Regions from separate parts of the Homo sapiens genome. Here region 2 is linked to region 1. A link is a contact called in ENCODE Hi-C or POLR2A ChIA-PET data. All regions are on one chromosome and are shown on one strand. The core of a region is the stretch at or near the end of the contact, and the rest is flanking DNA. Distances in the headings are between cores, read along the strand shown.

Evidence for each region. A loop is a pair of places that touch in the nucleus more often than their neighbours do. ChIA-PET counts read pairs that join two places held with the same protein, here RNA polymerase II (POLR2A). Pooled maps may share reads with other maps.
Region 2: a map of heart right ventricle shows a loop between it and region 1 (6-fold over the local background). The contact joins two enhancer-like sites. A Hi-C loop is called at or near these places in 3 of 168 maps with a recorded cell type or tissue (GM12878 and heart right ventricle) and 3 of 50 pooled maps. POLR2A ChIA-PET finds 5 or more read pairs at or near these places in 1 of 52 experiments (SK-N-SH).

What each region holds. Positions count from the first base shown.
Region 1 is chr18:48,136,457-48,143,131 of GRCh38, forward strand. All of the region lies in intron 3 of ZBTB7C (zinc finger and BTB domain containing 7C), which reads right to left. Among named protein-coding and RNA genes, the nearest start is that of ZBTB7C-AS1, 23 kb to the right of the region's middle. RefSeq lists an enhancer at 2,582-3,081. Within about 2 kb of position 3,720, at least 3 of the 41 ENCODE cell types and tissues checked have a DNase peak (open chromatin) inside an H3K27ac peak, as active enhancers do.
Region 2 is chr18:48,181,421-48,188,517 of GRCh38, forward strand. It overlaps ZBTB7C (zinc finger and BTB domain containing 7C), which reads right to left. Exons shown (of 5, transcript NM_001318841.2): 3 at 4,514-4,575. It overlaps ZBTB7C-AS1 (ZBTB7C antisense RNA 1), which reads left to right. Exons shown (of 5, transcript XR_001753437.2): 4 at 1-12; 5 at 702-2,012. Among named protein-coding and RNA genes, the nearest start is that of ZBTB7C-AS1, 22 kb to the left of the region's middle. RefSeq lists enhancers at 4,283-4,801, 4,802-5,319. Within about 2 kb of position 4,913, at least 3 of the 41 ENCODE cell types and tissues checked have a DNase peak (open chromatin) inside an H3K27ac peak, as active enhancers do.

The DNA.
Region 1 (6,675 bases), core at 2,470-4,969:
TTCTGCCCGTATCGCCGGCCCTCGACTTTTGCCAAGTTGCCATGGCTTTTGTCCCCCCTCCCTCCCGTCCCCAAGTTTTGCATCTGACTCTCAGGAGGACCAAGCATTCTTGGGGGAGACAATTTAAACTACCAAGGTACACCCGCAACTCCCTCTCGGAGTGCCCTTACGTTCCTTCGGCTGGCCCCTCGCCCCAAAGGAGCCCGCTGGCGTGGGCCGGCGGCAATGGGGCAGTGGCGAGAGTTGCTCTCTGCAGAGTTCCAGATCCTCTCTCCTATTTCGGAAGAGGTGCGTGGCCCCACGCCCCGCAGGAGCTCCGGCGAGGCTGGGGGAGTTGAACGCTTTGCGGACGCCGCCACCCGCGCCAGCCAGAGCCGCCCCGCGGCCACCCGGCCACAGGGTCCCCGCAGCGCGTAGCGAGAATGCCCGCAGCGCTCTCCCGGCCGCCCGGAAGGGCTTCCTCCCCCACCCCCTCCCCACGGCCCGGCCGCTGGGCTCCCCAGAGCCCCGATCCTAGCCCAGAGGCGGGCCGAGGCCGCCGCAGACCCACCTGGCCGCCCCGGGGACGCCGCGCTCGTGCCCGGGCCGTGTCCTGAGCGCCGCCAGGGTCCCGGGCTGGGAATCCACGCGGCCGCGCTGCTCGCGGGAGCCTGCCGCAGCCGGCGGGAGGTTGTCATTGATTCGTGCTGGGCGAGTTAAGCCATTCCAGGAGTGGTTTTGAGAGAGCACTCCCTCCCCACCCTCCAACCAGAAGTATTTGGCCGGGAGCCCCTTTGGTCCACCTGTACTGTTAAGCGCAGGACAGGACGATCTCACCACTCGCGCGTTACGCTTCACTTTATGACACCAAATTAAGATCTTTGGAAAAGGTAAAGCAGAAATAAAGGCAAGGGCGGTGGAGGAGCTTTTCTTTTCCCCTCTTTTCTTCCGGGTTCCTCCGTTTTGTTTTTTGTGGGTTTCCCCCCACTCTCCTTCTCTAGTACTTCACAAAATGACTTACCACTTATCTCAAAGCAAGGGAGGCTTTTTATTATTATTGTTTTATTCAATTCAGCGTGTCTGTCTTTTTAGAGGCAATTTATTTCCATTTGCCTGAAACCTAAGCCCAATAAAATTACTAGAATTATATGTTTTCTCCTTACAGGGTCGTGAGTGTAACTTAACCAAATCAAACACTAAACAGCAATCCTTTAAGTAACAAAAAAAAGAGGGAGTGCAGGAAGTAACCACAGCACTGCAGCTCCCTCCTCCGTTGGAGATCATGAGACCTTGTGGGTGGGACCCACAGACACCCCTTCCCCTCGAACAAACAGACATATCACGCAGGCTGACTCAGAAATGCCAACTGGAGATTCCGGCAGTCCACACTGGGGTGGGCCAGCCACCAATCACAGAGGTGTGGCCAAACACCCTCTCCCAGGCCTTTCCTTCAAACCTCACACAAACCTCTCCTTCGAGCCTTCTTGAAAACTGCCACCTGGGAGGCTCTGGCCAGCTGGGTGCTGTCAGGCCTCTTTTACCCTGGAACTGACTGGTCACCTGGAGGAAATAACCATTTAATGCCTTGATACCTCTGCTGACTGTTCTCAGAAATGGGGGAAGCGCCAGGGGAGTGAATCTTTCCTGTTGATCATCTTACCCCGGTGCCATGGAAAATAAGCACAAAACAAGAGTCCAACGAGGTGCTTGGCCTTCCATGGCCTCTGCCACTCTTCTCCGGCAGGCCATGAGCCTTAAAGGATCCTGAAACCAGAAGTAAATCTCAAAGGTGCATTGGCCATGAAGGTCCAGGGATGAGGCTGTGCTTTGCAGAGCCCCAGAAAGATGGTTCAGACAAAACTATCTCCTCCAACAGGTGCCCCTTGCCTGAAATTCCAATGTTAGAGATTCATTCCTTCTCGGGGTATGCCCTGCAGGGAGCCTGCCCCAGAGAGGCAGGGAAACTTGTGTCAGGAAGGCAGGAAAGGTCGGGTCTCTCTCTGTGGTTCCCTCTAAAACTGTAAATACCCACCGCTGCAGGCAGGGGAGCAGGCATTTCCACAATAGACTAGAATGCATCTGTCAAACCCTCCATGCTGTGGAAAGAGGGCTGTGGACTGCTGCGTGAGGGGAGAGAGAGGCTGGGCAGCCAGGATGTGGTGGGGAGAGGCTGCTAGGTCAGGGAATTGGGTGCTGAAGGGAAGAAGCAGGGGTGCTTCATCAGAGCAGGTGGACAGTTTCCAAGATTGGATGACTCCATAGCTTTTTATCAAAAACCAGGTACTCCCGGAACACCCAAGACAAAGACTGAGAAGTCAAATCCCTTTGTCCACAAAGGCACTAGTTAAATATCCAATGAAGCATTAACTCCACACTCCACTCCCAGACCCCAGGAGGTAAAGGTGCCAACACATGACCTGGATGGAATCAGTATGAATCCAGAAGTGTTTGCTGTGTGCCCGTAAAGGGTTTGCCTCAGCGGCCTGGGTGGAGGTGGGGTGGGTGCAGTGGGGTGCCAACCTCGGAGCCTCTCTTCTTGTGGGGCAGATAAAGCACAGGCGGACTGGAGAGTGGGGCAAGGTGCATCCAGCACCCTGTGGGTGCATAAGGAACAGGGCAGTGCTTTTGCAGAGCAGTTAGTAAGGCAGGCTCACAGGGACAGGGCTACAGGAGGAGTGGGGCTGGGCAGGCCTGGAAGATGGTGCTGCAGGGAGCAGGAGAGGAGGGCATGTCAGGTGCGGGAGTGGAGGCAGGAGGGGGAGTCACTGGGGAAAGCCAGCAGCTGGCCTGGTTCAGAGGGTTCACTCAGTAGTTAAGAAAACAGGAGGGGGTCTATGAGGTAGAGCCAGTTTATGGGTGCAGCTTCTGGCTGAAAGGAGAGAGTGCAGGGCAGAGCCTTGTTTGGAGAGGAGGAAGGATGGGAGCACCTTTTCAAACCCAGCTGGAGCGGGATGTGGGAGGGAAGCTGTAGGGAGGGGTGCACAGAGTTGAGGTGCCCAGCCCAGCTTACCCCCAGGCGGCTCCTCCTAGCCAGGGTTCCAGTCCCCGGACTGGAAGGAGTGTCTGGGTAGGCTATGGGTGGTGCCAGGGCCAGTGATATTGCAGCCAAGAGCCTGGGGAGAGCTGGCTGCTGTCCAGCCCACCGGCTGGGTCCTGCAGTGGACAGTGAATGCCACTCCTCCCTCCCCCTAATCACTGTGTGTGTGTGCCCTGCTGGGACACACCCTTCAGAATGGCTCTGGGCACAAAGTGGGGAGCCCCGCCCCACCACCCCTCCAGCCTCCCTCGGTGCCAGCTGCCTCCTGGGAACAGGAACATAAAGCAGTCTTAGTGAAGTGGGTGGGGAGAGAGGGCAAGGGGAGGCTCCCAAAGCCACCCACAGAAGGGGCTCTGGATGCACCAGACTCCAGATCTGAGTGTGCATTTCCTTTTGGGCCTGGATTCCTTCCTAGGCCCTCTTTGGCCTCCTCCTCCTCCTCAGCTCCCTTCCTCCAGCCCTAGCCCTTCTCAGCCCCCACCTCTGGCTCCCCGCCTTCCCGGTTCAGGTCAGCCAGAGCACGTGGAAGCCCGCTGGCTTCACACGGCAAGCCTGCCCTGACTTTCACAGCTGGCTCCAAACTCAACAACTCACTCATGTTCCAGTGAGGACGAAAGCTCCTACTTCAACCACCGAGCATGGCTCAGAAAGCTAAACAGAAGCACATAAGCAAACATGCTACTGTCTTAACTTGAAACCTCAGCAGGGCCTAGTCATCTGCTGGGGTTGTAATGTAGGCACACAAACAGCTTTGTGCCCACAAGCACACGCAGATACAGAGTGTCTGCACACACGTGCATAAAGAGGCAGACACATGTATGAGCTCTGTGATCTGCAAAGAGTATACTAATATTGACTGAGGGCCTATGCCCTCACTCTATGCAACCACGCTGTGGGGTAGATCTTGTTATTTCCTCCATCTTACTGATAAGGAAACTGGAGCTCAGAGAAGTTTTACAACTTGTTTAAGGTCACACCGCCTGACATATGATAAAATTGGACATCACACTGCATCTTTGTGACTCTGGTGACTCAAGGCAACCTGGGGTTCAAGCTCTGGCTCTTTGGTTCATACAATTGGTTCCCTAAGGGGCAGTGTGGTTTGCTGATGCATGCCTCAGTTTATCCATCTGAACAAGCAGGGTAATGACTCTTCCTGAACCCAAGAGGGTATTGTTAGGCAGGGGGAGGCTGAGAGGGAGGTTGGCCTTTGCTAGAGTGCTGAAGCAAGTCATCCTAGAGGATGTGCAGACATGGGAATGAGTGATACTCAAGCCAGAAACTCAGCGCCACGCTTGCTGCCTCCCTGTCCTTCCTGGCCCCCACCCGCGCCCCCAGCCAAACCATCCATCAGCAAGTCTGTCTCCAAAATAGAGCTCGAACCTGCCCTCTTCCTGCCACCTCTGCCACTGCTGCCCTTGGCGGAGCCTCTATCCCCTCTCACCTTGACTTCTACAGGCACCTCCTAACTGGTCTCTCTGCCCCATTCCTGTTCTGCTCCTTCGGCCCAACGCCACACGACTGCCAAAGCAATCCACTTAAAACAGGCATCTGGTCCTGTCATAGGGCACTCACATGCACTTTAGACTATTCACCATAGCCCTCAAGGCCCTTCTCTCGCCAAACTCCCTGCACCCCATACTGCAATCACAGATAGGCATCCCCCCCGCACCACCCCCCCCACTGTTCCTTCTCCTTCCTGCTGTGGGACTTGGCTTATGCAAATTTCCCAGCCTGAAATGCTCCCCCAACTTTGGGTCTTGCAGGAATGTCACCTCCTCAGAGAGGCCTTTCCTGACCACATAGATAAATTAGGATCTTGTGCCCCATTATCTATTTCAGACCCTTGATCAGAGGATTCATGCTCGCATTGATTTTTTTATTTGACTGTCCCTCCCACTAGAATGTTGGCTACTTGATGGCAAGGACCCATGCATCTTTTCTTACTGTATCGTGCCTGGTATGTCACTGGCCCCAGGCAGGTATGTGTGGTACAGGTGTTTATTGAGAGAATCCTAGATCTGGGAAACAGAAGGACTGGATCTTGTCTTGATGAAATTCTTCCATTGTAGAGAAAATTCGTGAACTGGGCGGGGGGGAAAGTAACCCATAATCTCATCACACTAGGTAGGCTAATATTTATGGTGTCACGGTGGCGTGGGCAGCGGGTCAGTCTTTCTCTCGCTGGAGTGAACATTTCACACCGCATTTAACACAGGCTACACTTGTCATTCCTCCTTGTACTTCTTGGATGCTTAACAAATGTTTAATTAAATTTTGAGGAAAACTGAAAGAAAATGGAACCAGCTCAAGGGAGGAGGGACATGCCAAGCCTCTTCCTTCGTGGCCCCTCTGGCTTCCTGTCCAATCACAGGCTATGACCTCACCGTTCTGAACTCCACTGTTTGCATATTAGCACCTGTGGATTGTAATGGCATGGCTCTATCACTTTCATCCACAGATCAGATTTTATTGAAATGTATTAAATGCCAATTTGAAATAATAATGCATTGCCGTTTAGCATTGAGAACAGACAGGGAGCCACGAACTGAAGCTAAGCTACACTTTAACAGCCCTTTATATGGTCACCGAGTTTACCCAAATCTGTTAGTTGCCAAGGCTACATACATTTCTGCCACTGTGTGTTAGGGGGGCAACCCAGCCATTTGGAACCTATCGGCCATTTGCCAAACTCCATCAAACTCCTCCACTTCTTCCAGAACATAATGGTGATCCAGAGAAATGGAGTCCTTTGGGCTTACTGGCCTTTGGCTGCCCTGTCCTGCAGGGGCTGGAAGGCAAGGGCAAGGAGCTGTAGCCCCAGAGGGAGGATTGGGGGCCAGCAGAGCCTGCCTCCCATTTAGGAGCACTGGGAGACCAGCCGGTGCTTGTCTGGGGCCCTCAGGAACCTCCGAGGGGGAGGTGTGGGCCAAGCACAGGGTGCTGGGTTGTTCTCTCTGTGGGAAAGTACCCTGCCAGGCTGGAGTGCAGGGCAGGACTCCTAGCCTGGCTGGCTGCACAGTAGGCTGTGCGGGGTCCCAGACCTCTGCTCACAGCCTGAGGGCCCCAGGGCTGCCAGGGCCTCACCCTCCTCCCAGACTGTATCAGGTAACACCATCAGGCACCCACTGTGGGAGGAGGGGAGGGTGCCAGGCAGGAGCTTCAGCTAAGCCTGGCTTGTGGGGAGGAGTTGGGGTGGCTGGGCCTGTCACCATGGATCCCAGAGGAGGAGGGCTTGGTCAGAATTTGGCCAAGGTGGGATAGTGGCAGGAAAGGGGGTGGCACCACTAGCTAGGGGAGGCAGATTCCCTCTTGTCTTCCTTCCTCCCTCCTTCCTTCACTCCTCCCTCTCTCCCTTCTTGACTCTTCCTTCCTGTTCACCTTCCTTCTCCCTTCCTCCTCCTTTTGCTCCTCTCTCCCTTCCTTCCCTTCACAGGTATGTACTACCTATTCTGTGCCCCACACCACTCCAGGCTTTGGCTATAAAGTGGTGAACAATCCACGTGGTCTCCACCCTTATGGAGCTGACCTTCTTCTAGCAGGGGAAAGATAATAAACAGATAAACATCTACCATGAACTCAGGTGGGTGAGTCCAGATCATTCAGCCCCATCCTTAGGCAAACCACTTTTCCATCTCCAGCAGCCTCTCATCTCATTT
Region 2 (7,097 bases), core at 3,663-6,162, 46 kb after region 1:
GAGGGATCAAAGGTACAGCCACTATCCTGGGCTTTGCACAAACATTGCCTCGCCTCCTTCTCCTGGTACCCCCATGTTATCCTTTCTGAACAAAGAGGCAACTGAGGCCCCAAGAGCCCAAAGCTGCATGACAATGACGGTGAATCAGGACTGGAACCCAGACCCCCTGCCTCCCTACCCACAGCTCTTTCAGCTCCCTTTCCAAATATATCAGCTTGCTGCCCTCTGGCTGTCCTGTTTTCTACCCAAAACTAGGACCTCGTCCACCTTCTCAAGCCCAGTCACCCCCTTACTCCCACTGAAGCCCTGGAATCTTAGGCCTAGTGGGGTTGCAGGTTCCAGAGTACTTACATCCTTAAAGGACATAAACATCTGTAGCCTTCAGTCACCCCCACAATTGCCTATGCATGTTAGATGTGTCTACTAAAAACAACCACTATAATAGTTGTAGCTGCCTTTATTGCTTATTCTGTTTTAGGGTTTACGCTACCTTCTCTTTTTAATATAATGATATTTGTCATTAATTGAATTATTTTACATCACACCAGACATCGTATAATCCAAACCAGGCCAGGAGCTGTGGGCTCTGTATTACAGCACCCACCCCACCAGAGGCAGCTGACAGGCCATTATTCTGTGTCCTGCAAACTCTGTGCAGTGATAAGGAAACTCCACCAATTTGATGCTTTATCTGGTTGCAGGTTGAGGAAAGATATTATTTCAATCAAGATAATGATTCTACTTCTTGAACGGAAATGAGATTTTTTTTCATTGCCTCATGGGGGTGCCACCAACATCTGTCTCCGGGCTGGAACAGGTCATGAACAAGTTAGAGGATTTTCTTGTAACCTGAGAGAGAGTGTAAACATGAAGGAGAACTGAAAGAAGGGAGCTTGCTTGCAAGAGAAAAACATATCTGCCAGGCCTCCACGATTATAAAATAAGCTCAATTTGGAAAATGTACACTGGCATTGAACAGAGCATTCAAGACCGAACTTCAGAAGGTAAGTGTCCGGTGTGAGCCCTACAGCCTGGAATTCAAGTGAGGTAAATGGCCTAAAAATGCCATGATAATACCAAAGATGCACAGAGGAGACTCAGCTATGACAGGACCTTAGACGTCTTCTAAGCCTGTTGTCAGGCAGTGTGGATCAGCTGTGTAACTGTGCTGACGGATGACCTAGCTCCTGTTTCAGCCCCTTCTACCAGAGGGGGCTCGCCACCAAAAGAACCCATTCCATCTTGGACCAGATCCTGTGTTGAGGAAGTACCTCCAAATTATAGTCAAGTCACTGAATAAAAGGAAACCACAGTGAAAACTCACACGGTGCTGACAATGCAGGAAATCTAAATGCACTTTGGAAACAGAATACACAATATGCAAATGACATCAGATAATAAATGCAGGGAGACCTCAATGATTTGCACTAAATAGTGAAGTTAGTGAAATTTTAAATTATTTTAAATATTTGGGAATTCCAGGGGCTGTCATGCGGTATCTCAAATAATTTGCTTTAAATAATAATTTAAATTTTATGTATAATTTGCTTTAAATAATAATTATTATTTGCAATGAGAAATAAAAATAATTTATTATTTGCAATTAGAAGTAAAAATAATTTTCAATTCCTATATCAATTGTTTATATAGTAACTCTAAAGAGTTCGAAAACGTTTGTAAAGTTCTTATGCATTTTAAACATTCCACTGAGAGCTGAATCAGGCTATTAATTGCTCCCTCTCCAAAGAAAAGGCCTATTTCGGCTCAATCCCTTCTGGAATAACCCCAACTGCTGACTCTAAAGACCCAAGAAGGTGGCACCTTTCTATACTGCATCAGATTCACCAAAATTTTGGAATCTAAACCACAGTCTTGTTGGTTGTAGACTATCATTGGAAAGTAACACAAAACTCTGGCAATATTGGTTGTCTCTAGGACAGGAGCCTGCTTGAGGCCAGAGGTAGAGGGGAGACTTTTTACAATATACCTTCTGGTACTTTTGAATTTAGAGCCTTGAGACGATACTGTCTGTTAAGAATAAAATTCCAGTTAAAAAAGCACATGTTATTTTCAGTTAAAAAAACAGACTTCGGGATTGATTTCTATTTTAATACCTATACTCCCAAAATACAATCTTACTGCAATGAAAATTACTGCCAGGTCAGTGAAAATGACATTTGGCTGTCTTGACAAGAGTGGTGCTCACACGCATGAGAATAAAAGCAATTGATGCCCTGCCCAGGTCTCTGTACCTACTCCCCAGCTGCTGAGTGTGGTACACAGCTTTCACTCATGACATTCTCGGGTCCTTGCTCTTGGTTGAGGTGATGCCTTGGAAGCTGCACCACCAGCAACACTCTGGGGGCAGCTGCTGACAAATAAGGGGACACACAAGCCCTGCCCCCTGCCTCCAAGTCAGACATCACTGCAGTGCAGTTGATGTGGACCAGACCCAGGGAGACCTGCCCTGAGACCACATTCCCACTCAGCTCTTGCTTCTTTACCCTGCTTCCCTCTCTCCTTGACAAGTGTTTCCTAAGAGCTCTCCCTGGATACATCACATCCCACTGAAAACTGACTCAGGCTCTGCTTCTAGGAAGCCCAACCTAAGTCAGTCACCAGTGGCTCAAAATGAAGCCCTCCAGCATCTTTTCAGAGGGTTGTCCCAGGAGTTGGAAGCACACGTGAGCCTTCCTCCTTGAAGGCAGCACCATAACCACCTTCCTGCCTTGCCGAAGACCACCAGTCTGACATAATACAGCCCACGAAAGCCAGCAACAGCAAAACATGGACATCCAGAACAGACAGAGTTCTGACAACTGGACCCCGTGGCGCAGCACAATGATGACTCTTCTTCCCCAGGATGAATAAGCAGGAGGCAAGGGCTGAGCCAAAAGGACCTGTTGCATAATCTGAGCAATGTCCAGTTATGTGCAGCGGAAAGTCAGTGTGGACGTCTTAGGCAGCTCTACCACTTACTAGCAGAGCAAACTAGAGCAAATATTGAATGATTCTGAGCCTCAGTTTCTTCATCTGCAAAATGGGAATACTGGATAGAGCCTTTGTAAAGCACCTATGAGGCAGTACCTTCAAGAGTGCTGCAAATTGCTCATCCAATGTGAATACTGGCTGTTGTTATGGAGATTTATAACTAGCTACCTTCTCCTGCTTGCTTGGGACAAATATTAATTAATCATCATTAAATAAATATATCCCAGCTGCCCCTCATCCTGAGCACAGTACCTAGAGCTCCCTGCGTGAGAAGTGGCTCTGGGGGAAAGGCAAGTGGACAATTGGGAGTGCTGTATTGGTGACTGTCCGCCAGGAGCTCAAGATGTGGCCCCATTACTGGCCTCACAGGGCTCTGGTGGCCCTTGGCTGCAGCTGTGTGGAGAATTTTCTCTCTCTCTCTCTCTCTCTCTGTCTTTCTCATTCCCTCTCTCTCTCTGAGACAAAGGGAGTATCTCCAATGCAGATTTCCTATAATCTACTCAGTGTATAGACTGATCTCAAATACAACCTCAAGTTTGTGAAAAATTCATGCAGCCATTTTCATATCGTGGAGTGGCCGACAAACAGGCAGAAACTAAATTTTATTTACATAGGTGAAGAATCCTTTATTCCATCCTGATTCTTTGCATCTGGACCATTCCTGAAGCCATGCCAAGCCCTCCAGCACCTGGCCCTGTCCAACCTCACCAGCATCTTCTCCCCTCCCACCCTCAGACCCATGCCTACACCATCCTCCACATAGGCATCCACCCCTGTTCCTTCCTTCCTGGAATGGCCTCCCTCCTCCATCAGTCCAGTTCAAGCCTCTCCTTCTCCAGGAAGTCTTCCCTAACCATTTCCCATCCCCAGCATTTCTGCCCGGGCCATGCCAGCCAGAGCTGGTGCACACACCTGGTCATAAAGTTCTTTGTCTCATATGCAGGTGTCTTCTCTTCCTGAACTGGACTGAAAGCTCCTCCAAAACAGAGCCAATGCCTGCTGCTTCTCGTGGATTTCCCAGAGCTTCCAGGTGCTGCCTGGCACCTGGTGATTAATGACATTCTCAGATTGATTAATGGATTGGTTCCTGTGACTGCACTTAGTTTAACACACTGTTAAATGGCCTCTATGAGAATTTACTGTTCTGAATAGGGGGTCAACCTAGCAGCAAACTTAGAACTGTACAAACTGTTTGTGGCCCCAAGTAAAAAAAAAATGCACATCTCTCTTTTTTCTAGAGTCCTGCTCTCCCGCACAGCAATCGAGTCAAGGGAGTGACTCTTTCATGAGCCAGTGGGAACATTCTCCACTTAGAGGGCAGAGCCAGGGTTCAAACCACCCTCCTCCAATTCAGTGCCTTACATTCCTGGGTTCAGCTCCACCCCAAGGGAGGAAGCTTCCAGAAGAAGAACCAAAAGCCAATCCCATCCAGGTCATGCTCTTTTCCCCTAACAGGGAAATCCACCCACTTCCCAGGAACATTGTTAAGCCACAGAACTAAAAAAGCAAAATTCATACTCACAAGCACCGATGCCTTAGTTTTAAATTTCAGGACACCAGTTTTTCTGCAAATCTGCTCATTTCCTGCAAAGAGAAGAAAGGGACGGAGAATCATATTAGCATCTGCTCTGGGTATCCTCAGCAGTTTCCCGGCCGACCTCAGGCTTCTGCACCTTCTCTGTGTTCTCACTCCCAGCAGCACTCTCCCCTCCCCAGGCACACTGCATGCTAGTTGGGTGGGTGCCCCTCGCTCCTCGCAGGATTCCACCCCTCCAGGCCCGTGGGCTCGGCCCACGCTGCCTCCCTCTCCCTCCCCGGCGCTGTGCCAGTCTCAGATTGACCACTGCCTCCAATTCCCTGAAGGCGCCCTGGCTTCTTCCCACTCCGGAGTGAGGCCTCCACTTCTGTAGCATGGGGTTGCCTAGCAACCCTGCGCGTGCAGCTCGGAAGGCCTTCCTAAATTGGACCTCACAGCACAGGGCATCTCCTTGTACAGCTGCCTGCATCTTAACAATCTGGCTCTGAATAATAACACAATGGTAATTGCATTCATGGACCCCAAACTACATTTAAATAATGTTCAAGAGCTGACACAAACCAACAAAGGCCAGAAAATGCATCGGGGAGGTTGACTGTAAGGCCAGGCAGGAACGTTCGGGGCGGGAGGGAGTTGACACCAAAGACTTGAGTTAATGACAACGCTAACCTGAACTGTGAATTCTCCTGCATTTCGCCTGAGTGTGTCATCACTGTAAAGTGTTGCAATGTGAGTCTGGGCAATTAACGCCCAGAGGCAGTGATGCTTCAAGACAGGATGCCCTTTAGTTCTGCTGATGCATACGTGGATTTTTGGAGGGAGTCAGGAAGTGGGGAGCTCCTTGGACAGGAGGGGAGACTGTTAATGAGTGATTTTAGTTGGCTTTTACAATCGTGGCTAAATACATTTTCGAAGGTGGGGAAATAACTTACCAAGCAAGGGCACAAAGCATTTGCTACCTCAGCGAGGGACAAATTCGACATGACTGATGCACTTCAGGATAAGAAGTGAAGGCAAAGAGGCCTTGACACTGGCTGAAGCGCAGACTGAGCAGCCTAGCTCGGAATGGGGAAAAGGGGTGGGTGCGAGAGGCCAGCTTTGATCTGTGTCCCTGGCAGAGGATACTGTGCAGCTCTGCTCAAGGGAGGAGGGTCTTAGCACACAAGCAGTGGCAAGCTGGCAATCTGCTCCTTGTGGAGCCTTAGCAGTGAGGGCCGGCAGATCAGCTCTGATCATTTGAAAGCTGGAAGCACTTTGTTTTTAAAAAGCTCAATCCTCCTGCAAGGGAATGGGGCAGATATCTGTACATCCACGTTCATCAGCATTGTTCACAATAGCCAAAAGACGGAGGGAAGTCAAACGTCTATTGGGAGAAGAATGGATAAACAAATGTGGTAAATACATACAGCAGAATTTTATTTAGCCTTAAAGTGGAAGGAAATTCGGATACAGGCTACAGCATGGATGAACCTCCAGGCCATTATGCTAAGTGAAATAAGCCAGTCACAAAAAGACAAATACTGTATGATTCCACTTATATGAGGTACCTAGAGAAGTCAAATCCATAAAGACAAGAAGTAGAAGGCCGGGCATGGTGGCTCATGCTTGTAATCCTAGCACTTTGGGAGGCCAAGGTGGGCAGATCACGAGGTCAGGAGATCGAGACCATCCTGGCTAACACGGTGAAACCCCGTCTCTACTAAAAATACACACACACAAAACTTTAGTCGGGTGTGGGGGCCGGTGCCTGTAGTACCAGCTACTCGGGAGGCTGAGGCAGGAGAATGGCGTGAACCCGGGAGGCAGAGCTTGCAGTGAGTCGAGATGGTGCCACTGTACTCCAGCCTGGGCAACAGGGCAAGACCCCGTCTCAAAAAAAAAAAAAAAAAAAAAAGACAGGAAGTAGAATGGTGGTTGCCAGGGGCTGGGCAGGGAGAGGAGAATGAGGAGTTATTGTTTAATGGGGACAGAGCTTCGTTTGAAAAGATGTAAAAGTTCTAGGATGGATGGTGGTGATGATTGCACAACAGTGTGAATGTACTCAATGAATTACACACTTAACAAATGGTTAAAATAAATATCCCCCTGCAACAATAGCACAGCATACACCTCCACACTGTTTCTCTGCAAGACTTCAGTCCATCTTCATTTTGGAAGTCAGAGTGGCCTGTGTCATTCACAAGCTTGGACAGGGAGACTCACTGGGACCAAAGGACATAATGGACAGTGTGACTGGGCCAGGGAGCCTGTATTAGTCTATTCTCATACTGATAATAAAGACATACCCGAGACTGGGTAATTTATAAAGGAGAGAGGTTTAATTGACTCACAGTTCTGCATGGCTGGGGAGGCTTCAGGAAACTTAAAATCATGGTGGAGGGGGAAGCAACACATCCTTCTTCACATAGTGGCAGCAAGGAGAATGCAGAGTGAAGAGGAGGAAAAGCCCCTTATAAAACCATTGGCTCTCGTGAGAACTCACTTGCTACCATGAGAACGGTATGGGGGAATCCAGCCCCATGATTCAATTATCTCCCACTGGGTCCCTCCCACAGAATCTGGGAATTAT